2 separate regions of the Homo sapiens genome follow, and region 2 is linked to region 1. The links are chromatin contacts, found by Hi-C in ENCODE. All regions are on one chromosome and are shown on one strand. The core of a region is the stretch at or near the end of the contact, and the rest is flanking DNA. Distances in the headings are between cores, read along the strand shown.

Region 1 (4,297 bases), core at 628-3,127:
CCTTCTTTGGTGCAAGGCTTGGGGATACTTTCATACAGATAGTAATTGCTGTATATGCTTTCATCGAGGGTGGTGTCTGCTATATCCGTGGGGTTCATTTTTTAACTCTACAGGCTCCTCAAGGCAGGTCTGGGCCCAACCAGAAGCAGCTAATGAGGGGAAGAGCAAAGGAGATTTCTGTGAGAACAAAAATAAACCAAAGTATTGCTAAATGCAGAGCATGGCTGCGTACTGTTTTGCTCCAGGTCTGTATATGCCTTTCCCAAGATGAAGGGCTCGATTACTCACAGGGCCCTGCAGCCAGACGAAATAATTTTGGGCTTTGGAGGCAGAAAGATTTGTTTCAGATTCCAGCTTGGGCACTCACTAATTTTCTTACCTCTCTGCCAGGAGCTTCAGTTCTCTCATTTGTAAGTGAGGATCGTAAAACCCCCTTTCAAGCAGGTGTTCTTTGAGGATGTGTTTCAAAAAGATATTTCATAGTCTGGGGTTACTGAAATCACTTTCAGGGATGACAAAATCAGTTGAACAATTCTCAATTGGGTGTATTTTATATGATCATGATCATCATCAAACTGCACGTAAAAATCAATTCTACGCACAGAATCCTATTAGAGTGGGAATTCACCTGATGGATCTAGAAAACACACATCACAGCCAGAAATAAAACCTCTACCTCCCCAACCACCTTCACTTCCTATCTAAATTGGCAGATAAAGAGGTTGAAATCTTCTTAAAATTAATCACATGCTGACATGTGTATCAGAGCAATTCAGGGCTGAAGGGCTTTCCGACTCAAGGCCACTCCCTTGCTTCCTTCTTGAGGCTTTTGTGGGACCCTCACATTCCTTGTTAAAATCCTTTTCACATTCGTCAGTAAATTCACATTCGATCTCTCCCCACACCCCCACCACCACACACCCAATGCCCAAACTGTGTTTCTCAAGAAAGGGCTTTTGAAGCCAGGTGTGCAGTGGCCCACGCCTATAATCCCAGCACGTCGGGAGGCCGAGGAGGGAGGATCACTTGAGCCAAGGAGCTCCATGCCAGCGTGAGCAACATAAGGAGACCCTGTCTCTACAAAAAATTGTTTTAAAAGTTAGCTGGGTGTGGTGGTACGTGCTGATAGTACCAGCTACTCAGGAGGCTGAGGCAGGAGGATCCCTTGAGCCCAGGAGTTCAAGGCGCAGTGAGCTATGATGGCACCATTGCACTTCAACCTGGGCAGCAGAGTGAAATCCTGTCTCAAAAAAAATAAAAAATAAAAAGGAAAGAAAAGAAAAAGAAAAAAAGAAAGAAAAAAGATTTTGGTTTACTCATGCAAATAGATACTGAACACCTGTTACATCACAGAGTCTCCAAAAAAGTTTGTTGAATGACTAACAATTCTAGTCTTTCTCCACCATTTTACCAGTGAAAATGAAAGGCATAAACAAGGCTGAGGAGTTAGGAAATTATCAGGAGAACAAAAAGCCAGGAGACACAGCTGGTAAGTGTCTGGAATTATTCTGTAGGCCTTGCGTGTGTGGTATTTCTTGCCTGGGAGTCTTGCTAGAAGCAAGAAGCAGACAAGTGTATATTTTTTATGAAAATGATCTATTTATTTGGGGCATGTGGACTCAGGCCAGATGTGTGCAGGAAGAGAGTCCTGCATAAATTAGTGCCCATCAGATGAGGGCTCAGAGGGTGTGGGGACAGGTAGAAGGTGTGTGGGCTGCAAGGTAGGTGCCAAGTGTAAGCCCTAGACTCGTGAGGGGCCTGAGCATCTCAGCCAGGTCCAGAAAGCAGTGTGCGACCCAAGACCCTGGGAATGTCCCCGTCCCTGCTTACCTTGCTTTTCTGAAAGCGGCTCTGAGGAAGGTCTGTGAGGCAATGCCAGGCTTGCTCAGGAAGCACGATGCTAAGAAGGACCCGGTGCCTTTCAAGGGTGCGTGGCTTCCTGTGAGCACGAGTTATCTCCCTCACCCAACTGTACTAAGTTCAAGTGGGGTTTTTTGATAGAAGTAGGAAGCAGAAAATGATTCTTAGTCATTTCCCAAGACCGAAGGCCAAGAAGATGTGCCAAAAAAAGATTAAGAAAAAAAATGAAGTCATTTTCTTTTTAAAAAAGATTTTTAGTTTTTTTAAAAATACAAAAATGTATTTGTTGGTTTTTAAAAAAGAGATTTTTTTAAAGAAACAGGGTCTCACTCTGTCACCCAGACTGGTGTTCAGTGGTGCAATCATAGCTCACCGTAACCTTGAACTCCTGGGCTCAAGTGATCCTCCTGCCTTAGTCTCCCAAGTAGCTGAGACTAGAGGTGCAAGCCACCATGACTGACTAATTTTAATTTTTGGGGAGATAGGGGTCTTGCTATATTGCCCAGGCTCATCTTGAACTACTGGCCTCAAGCAATCCTCCCACCTCAGCTTCCTAAAGCACTGGGATTACAGGAATCAGCCACTCCTTTTTCGCTTTTTAGTTTAAAAAAAAAAATTCCATTTAACTGGCCATATGCGGTAGCAATGATCTCTACATTTTGGATCAGCAACCTGTTTGCTAGTTTCTCATCATGGATATGCAGGGGCCAGCAATCAAGATGTGCAATGTTCTCCTGACAACTGGGATCTGAGAGGCCAGGGTGAGAAGGAAGGCCAGAGATAGTCAAGAAAAAGGATATTCAAGAAGAGAGAAGAGAAAAATTTGTCCAAATGTATGTGTCTGTGAGTGACTTGGAAGGCATCAGCCAACCACATTCTTTGATTCAATAGTTGACATGGCCTCAAACCAGTGTGAAGTGGCCTGGCAACATAGCTTCAAGTCCTTTTGAGTCAGGAAGACCCCTCACCCAAGCGCCTTCTGCTTGGGGATTGCGGAGCTTCATTGGCAGTGGTCTTGGCTGAGGTCTTGATCTTCACTTTGGATGTGGGTAGCAGTCATAAGCGAGGGGCTGACATGAGCCCTAAGTCTCTCATAGCCTCAGCTTTTTGGCAACTTCCAGATGCTTTCCCTGTGTTTCAACTGTTGCTTAGCTCTTTGATTCAGCTTAAAAGAGCCATAAAGATCATTCTTTCTAAGGAATTGGCATAAATAGAAATTAAAACACTGAGCTAGAATGGTGTTAGGGAACCCCTTCTTTTTTTTCATTATCACTTGCCCCAAGGAGTCTTTTGAGACTTTTTTTCCTAACACTCCCTCATAAAATTTTAATGCTACAAACATACCATATATCTATTTATACAGTGTATGTATATCTGTGCTTTATACATAAAATGAGTATGAAATTTTTCTCCCTCCAAGAGCCAAGTTTTATCTTGGGGGCAATATTGCCTCTACTGAGAATGCACGAGTTAGAGTAGAGAGTAGAGGCACTCAACTCAGGCTCCTTGCCTCCTTGAGGCATACAGCAATATCTGGAGACATTTTAGCTTGGGGTGGGAGGGAGTTACTACTGGCTTTTTTTTTTTTTTTTTGAGAAGGAGTCTTGCTCTGTCACCAGGCTGGAGTGCAGTGGCATGATCTCAGCTCACTGCAACCTCCGCCTCCCGGGTTCAAGCAACTCCCCTGCCTCAGCCTCCCAAGTAGCTGGGACTACAGGCACGCGCCACCATGTCCGGCTAATTTTTTGTATTTCAGTAGAGACGGGGTTTCACCATGTTGGCCAGGATGGTCTTGAACTCCTGACCTCAGGTGATCTGCCTGCCTCAGCCTCCCAAAGTGCTGGGATTATAGGCATGAGCCACCGCACCCAGCCTGCTACTGGTTTCTAATGGGTAGAGTCCAGGAATGCTGCTAAAGTCCTACAATGCACAGGACAGCCCACCACAGCAAAGAGTTGTCTGACCAAGAAGATCAATGGTGCTGAGGTTGAGAAATCCTGAGCTAGAGCAATGAGCTAGAGCAATGTTCCCCAGAGTATAAACTGTGGAACCAGATTCATGGATAGCCTGCAAAAGAGAAATGGGGATGTGTGGTCAGGTAGGTCTAGGGAATGCTGGGCTTGGGTTCAGGTTAAACACAGTTCCATCCTGCAATGCTTCCTGGGGGCCTTCCAATGCTGATATCATCCTGAGCCTCTGGAAGGAGGATTTGCAATGAAAATGTCCCACGTGTATTTGACCAGCTAATCTATGCCCATTATACAGAGTAATTTATAAAATGAACATATTTCCAGAAACATGGGGCCTGAAGAAGTTTCTGCCATTAAATTATAGACTTTGAGGTACAAGTTAGAGAGCTGGCCGGGGGCGAAGTGTGAAGGGCAGGAAAGCACGTGCCGCGGCAGGGACCTGGGCAAGTTCATCTGAGCACAACGCC
Region 2 (4,297 bases), core at 510-3,009, 770 kb before region 1:
CTGAGAATTGGAGGACTGATGATATAAGTTTCTGTCTGAATACTAAAGTTTGAGAACCAGGAGCACCCATCTTTGAGAGCAGGAAAAGATGGATGTTTCCGATCGAGCAGAGAGAGTGAATTTGGCCTTTCTCCACACTTGTGTTCTGTTCAGGCCTCAACGAATTGGATGATGTCCACTGACATTGGGAAGGGCCATCTGCTTTACTCAGCTCACCAATTCAAATGATAATCTCTTCCATAAACTCTCTCACAGACACACTCAGAAATAATGTTTTGCCAGCTATTTGGGCATCTCTTGCCCCAGTCAAGTTGACACATAAAATTAACCATCACACATAGTTTACTTGATTGAGGCATAGTCTGAGGGAAATTACAACCAATTAAAGATGGAAGAAACTTTACAAACTCAATACAATGTGAAACACAGAAATACTGAAAAAAGAACACAGAAAACAGTCAATTTCTTTGAATTTTGAGTTTGTTTATTCTTAGTTATTGTGAATATTTCAAATATCAATTTTTGTTGAATTCATTCACTCATTTAACTTAAATTGGCCACCCATTATTTGCTAGGCACCACCCTAGGAAAACACAAAGGTTCCTGGAGCTTTCTGTGTATTAGAAGAGAAAGATATTACATAAATAATCATTTTGTTGTGATTGGGAATAATTGTCAAGAAGATAAACACAGTGTGCTTTTGGAATGTATTAGACAACTTTACCCCCACCAGAATGGCTAAAACTAATAACCCTGACCATATCAAATATTGTGGAGCAACTGGAACTCTCAAGCATTGCTGGTGGGGATTTAATATGATCCAGTCACTTTGGTAAACAATTTGGCAGGTTCTTCTAAAGTTAAACATACAACTTACAAGACCTAGTAATGCCAGTCCTTGGTATTTATTTACCCATGAGAGAAGAAAATATATCCACACAAAAACTTGTGCACTAACCGTTGTAGCAGCTTTATTCATAATTATAAAAAATAGGAAACAACCCAAATATCTACCAACAAGTGAATGGATCGACAAATGGTAGTGATTCCACAGAATGGAAAGCAATAAAAAGGAATGGACTTCTGAGACACCAACAGCGCTGGATGGACCCCAAACGTTATGCTAAAAGAAACCAGACTCCAAAGAAGCACAGACTGTATGAAGTTCAGGAACAGGGAAAACTATGTTACCATGCTAGAAATCAAATTAGAATTGCCTAGGGAAGAGCAGATAATTGGGAAGTGTCCTGGGACTTCCTGGGGTGTTGGAAACGTGCTGTACCCTCACTGGGGTGGCGGTTCCACGGGTGAATACATTTGCCGAAACTCATGAAGTGTACGCTGAAAATCTGTGCGTTTTACTTTAGGCAAACCTAAGTTTTGTTTTGTTTTGTTTTTTTAAGTATTACACAGTGACTGTGGTGGTGGCTGGAAGCAGAAGTCAGGAGTGTATTCTTTTTTTTTTTTTTTTTTAAACCGGCAGTGGGGGCGGGAAAGGGGGATGCCAAGTACTTTCCTAAGTGTTGAATACAAGTGGAGGCAAACTTGGAAACGTTCCACATTTCACAGGGCGAGGGCAGGGTGCCCTGACAGCGGCTAGCAAAGAACGGCCCGCCTCCCAGGGGGCTCGGCCCAACTCGGACCCCAAGTCTCCCTAGAGGTCCTATCGCTCCCAGCGGTTTCCGCAGCCACCTCCACCACCTCCGCAGCAAAACGCTAGCCGGACTGGAGGGCCCTCGCCGGCGTCGTGCTGACGTCACGCGCGTGCTGACGTCGCCCGCGGCCGCGGCCTCTGAAGCGGGCTGGGGATCGGGGGGCGCCGAGTTTGACTAGTTTGGGGGCGGCTGGGCGCTTGGCGTTCCTCCCGCCGCCCGCTGCGCCCCGCAAGCCGCGCCCCTGGCGGGCTAAGTGAGTCCCGCCCGCTCCCGCGGGGACCCGCACTGGAGGCTGGGCGGCTCTCGGCGAAAGTTGGCCGCTCACAGACTGGCAGGCGGGCGGGCGGCCGCAGCCATGGAGCCCCGCAGCATGGAGTACTTCTGCGCCCAGGTGCAGCAGAAGGACGTCGGCGGCCGGCTGCAGGTCGGCCAGGAGCTCCTGCTCTACCTTGGCGCCCCCGGCGCCATCTCGGACCTGGAGGAGGACCTGGGCCGCCTAGGCAAGACAGTCGACGCGCTCACCGGCTGGGTGGGTTCGAGCAACTACCGGGTAAGCGACGGCGGCGAGGCTGGGCTGGTCACGCCCTCCGCGGCAGCCCTTTAATCCCGGACGCGAGCGCCGGGCCGGGAAAGCTCCCGTCCGAACCACTGCTTAAGAGGGGAAACACACTTTGGGAAGCACAGGCGGGCGGATCACGAGGTCAGGAGTTCGAGACCAGCCTGACCAACATGGTGCAACCCCGTCTCTACTAAAAATACAAAAATTAGCCGGGCGTGGTGGCGGGCGCCTGTAATCCCAGCTACCCAGGAGGCTGAGGCAGGAGAATCGCTTGAATCTAGCAGGCAGAGGTTGCAGTGAGCCGAGATCGAGCCACTGCACTCCAGCCTGGGCGACAGAGTGAGACTCTGTCTCAAAAAAAGTAAAAAATAAATAAAAATAGGGGAAACAGGGGGGTCCCGCGTCCCCACTGGGCAGACCGCCTCTTCGTACGCGAGCCGAGGACTGACTTGTGACCACATTTTTCTACACTTGTGGACAATGACAAATTCAGCGATTCCGTGACACGTTGCGGAGTTACTAGGACACAATGTTGATCACTTATTTTGAAAAAAAAATCAGTGAAAGACTTCGACATTTGTGTTCACCTGTGTAAACACTACCCAGACCAACAGATAGGACATTAGGATACGATTTTAGGTTGATGTGTCTTAGTAGATAGGCTAATGCTGGGGGGGAAAAAGTTACAAAGATGAGGTGCGAGAAAGAATGAGCCTTTCTGAAGAGTTGGTGGTAGGCAGGGTGTAATGTAGCCGCGTTGGGAGGCCAGGTAAATATTTTGTATTTAACTTGCCCCGTAGTCGTTAGTAGTTACTTTTCTTTCTTGTCTTCTGGTGGCAGTGTTGCTTTAAAATGCTGACTGCAGCTTCCCATGGATGAAGTGATTCTTCTTAGTAACATATTCTCATGATCCAGCGAATAGGCTGTACTTTGAAACCTTTTATTCAAAAAGAGAAGAAAGACAAACTCTAGAATTATGACGCAGATTTAATGGTAAAGCCCAGATGAGTTTTGGAAAGGTTAGACTTTTTACAAGGACAATAAAGTTTGAGAGTTACCCACGTCGATGCTTCATTACATACCATCTCTTGATTATTATTTTTAAAACGTTTGGGGAAAAGGTAATTTAATAATATATCATTACCATTTGGGAGATTATTTCTTTGGAAGAAACAAGCTAAATTTACTCTGTAAGAAAGGCATATACATATTCACACTCAAGATAGTTGATTTTATGCTACAGCATAGACTGTTGTAGAAAGACAGCGCTTTGGTAATGTTTGCACCCCTTCCGAAGTTAAGATTGGTGTGCCATCTTCTACACGGGCTGTTGTGAATTGGCTTTGGGCCATTTCACTCCTCAGATGTACCTCAGTGAATGACAGTTGAGCAATCACGCTGATATTCTGTGATACCACAGTATGCTAGTTTTCTGTTATGCCTCTAAGCCCTACTTCTACTCGGTGCTGTGTTTTTAACTGTTCTTTAAGAGTTAGAATCCATCAGGGGTCTCATCCGGGTTCTTTTCTGTTTTCACTACGTATTTTCTCCATGCTCCTCACTAGATAATGTAGCCCAAGACAATTTCAGCAGTCAGAAGAGAACTGCCATAGTCTCCCACCACCTGTCTATACACTTCCTTGTAGCTGTGACCATATAATCTTCCTTTTTCCTTGTTAGAATAGATAAATTGCCTGTTTTCCTCATTTATGCAATTCCCTCCACGAAAGTATTAGATTCCATGCCTTCTTGCTTACTCAAGGACATTGATCCATCAATTCTGCTCTCTTTCCTAAATCACTAGTTCTTCCCTTTCTGTTGAATTCTATAGCATAGAAACTTTTCTGACATTGCTAGGGAAAGGGCATTCTAATTAATCTGTTGCTTTAAGTTTTATAAGCTAAGTTACCCAACTGGGTAATCTTTTTTTTTTTTTTTTTTTTTTTTTTTTACTTAAGATACAATAAAACATACTTAACTGTTTTAAAAAGTGTGTCATAGGAGCTTTTGAACATACAAATAGAATCATACTTCAATTTCAGTTTATACTGAACAAAATACAGTTTTTCTTTGAATTGGTAGT

What was found. A loop is a pair of places that touch in the nucleus more often than their neighbours do. Pooled maps may share reads with other maps.
Region 2: a loop to region 1 is called in a map of endothelial cell of umbilical vein, with 7 times the contacts of the local background. The contact joins the promoter of CLASP2 here to the promoter of CCR4 in region 1. A Hi-C loop is called at or near these places in 2 of 168 maps with a recorded cell type or tissue (endothelial cell of umbilical vein and naive thymus-derived CD4-positive, alpha-beta T cell) and 13 of 50 pooled maps.

The regions. Positions count from the first base shown.
Region 1 is chr3:32,949,224-32,953,520 of GRCh38, reverse strand. It overlaps CCR4 (C-C motif chemokine receptor 4), which reads right to left and starts at 1,877. Exons shown (of 2, transcript NM_005508.5): 1 at 1,831-1,877; 2 at 1-149. The coding sequence starts at 98.
Region 2 is chr3:33,715,716-33,720,012 of GRCh38, reverse strand. CLASP2 (cytoplasmic linker associated protein 2) reads left to right here and starts at 1,759. Exons shown (of 39, transcript NM_001365631.1): 1 at 1,759-2,205. The coding sequence starts at 2,011. RefSeq lists an enhancer at 1,398-1,487 and a silencer at 1,688-2,027.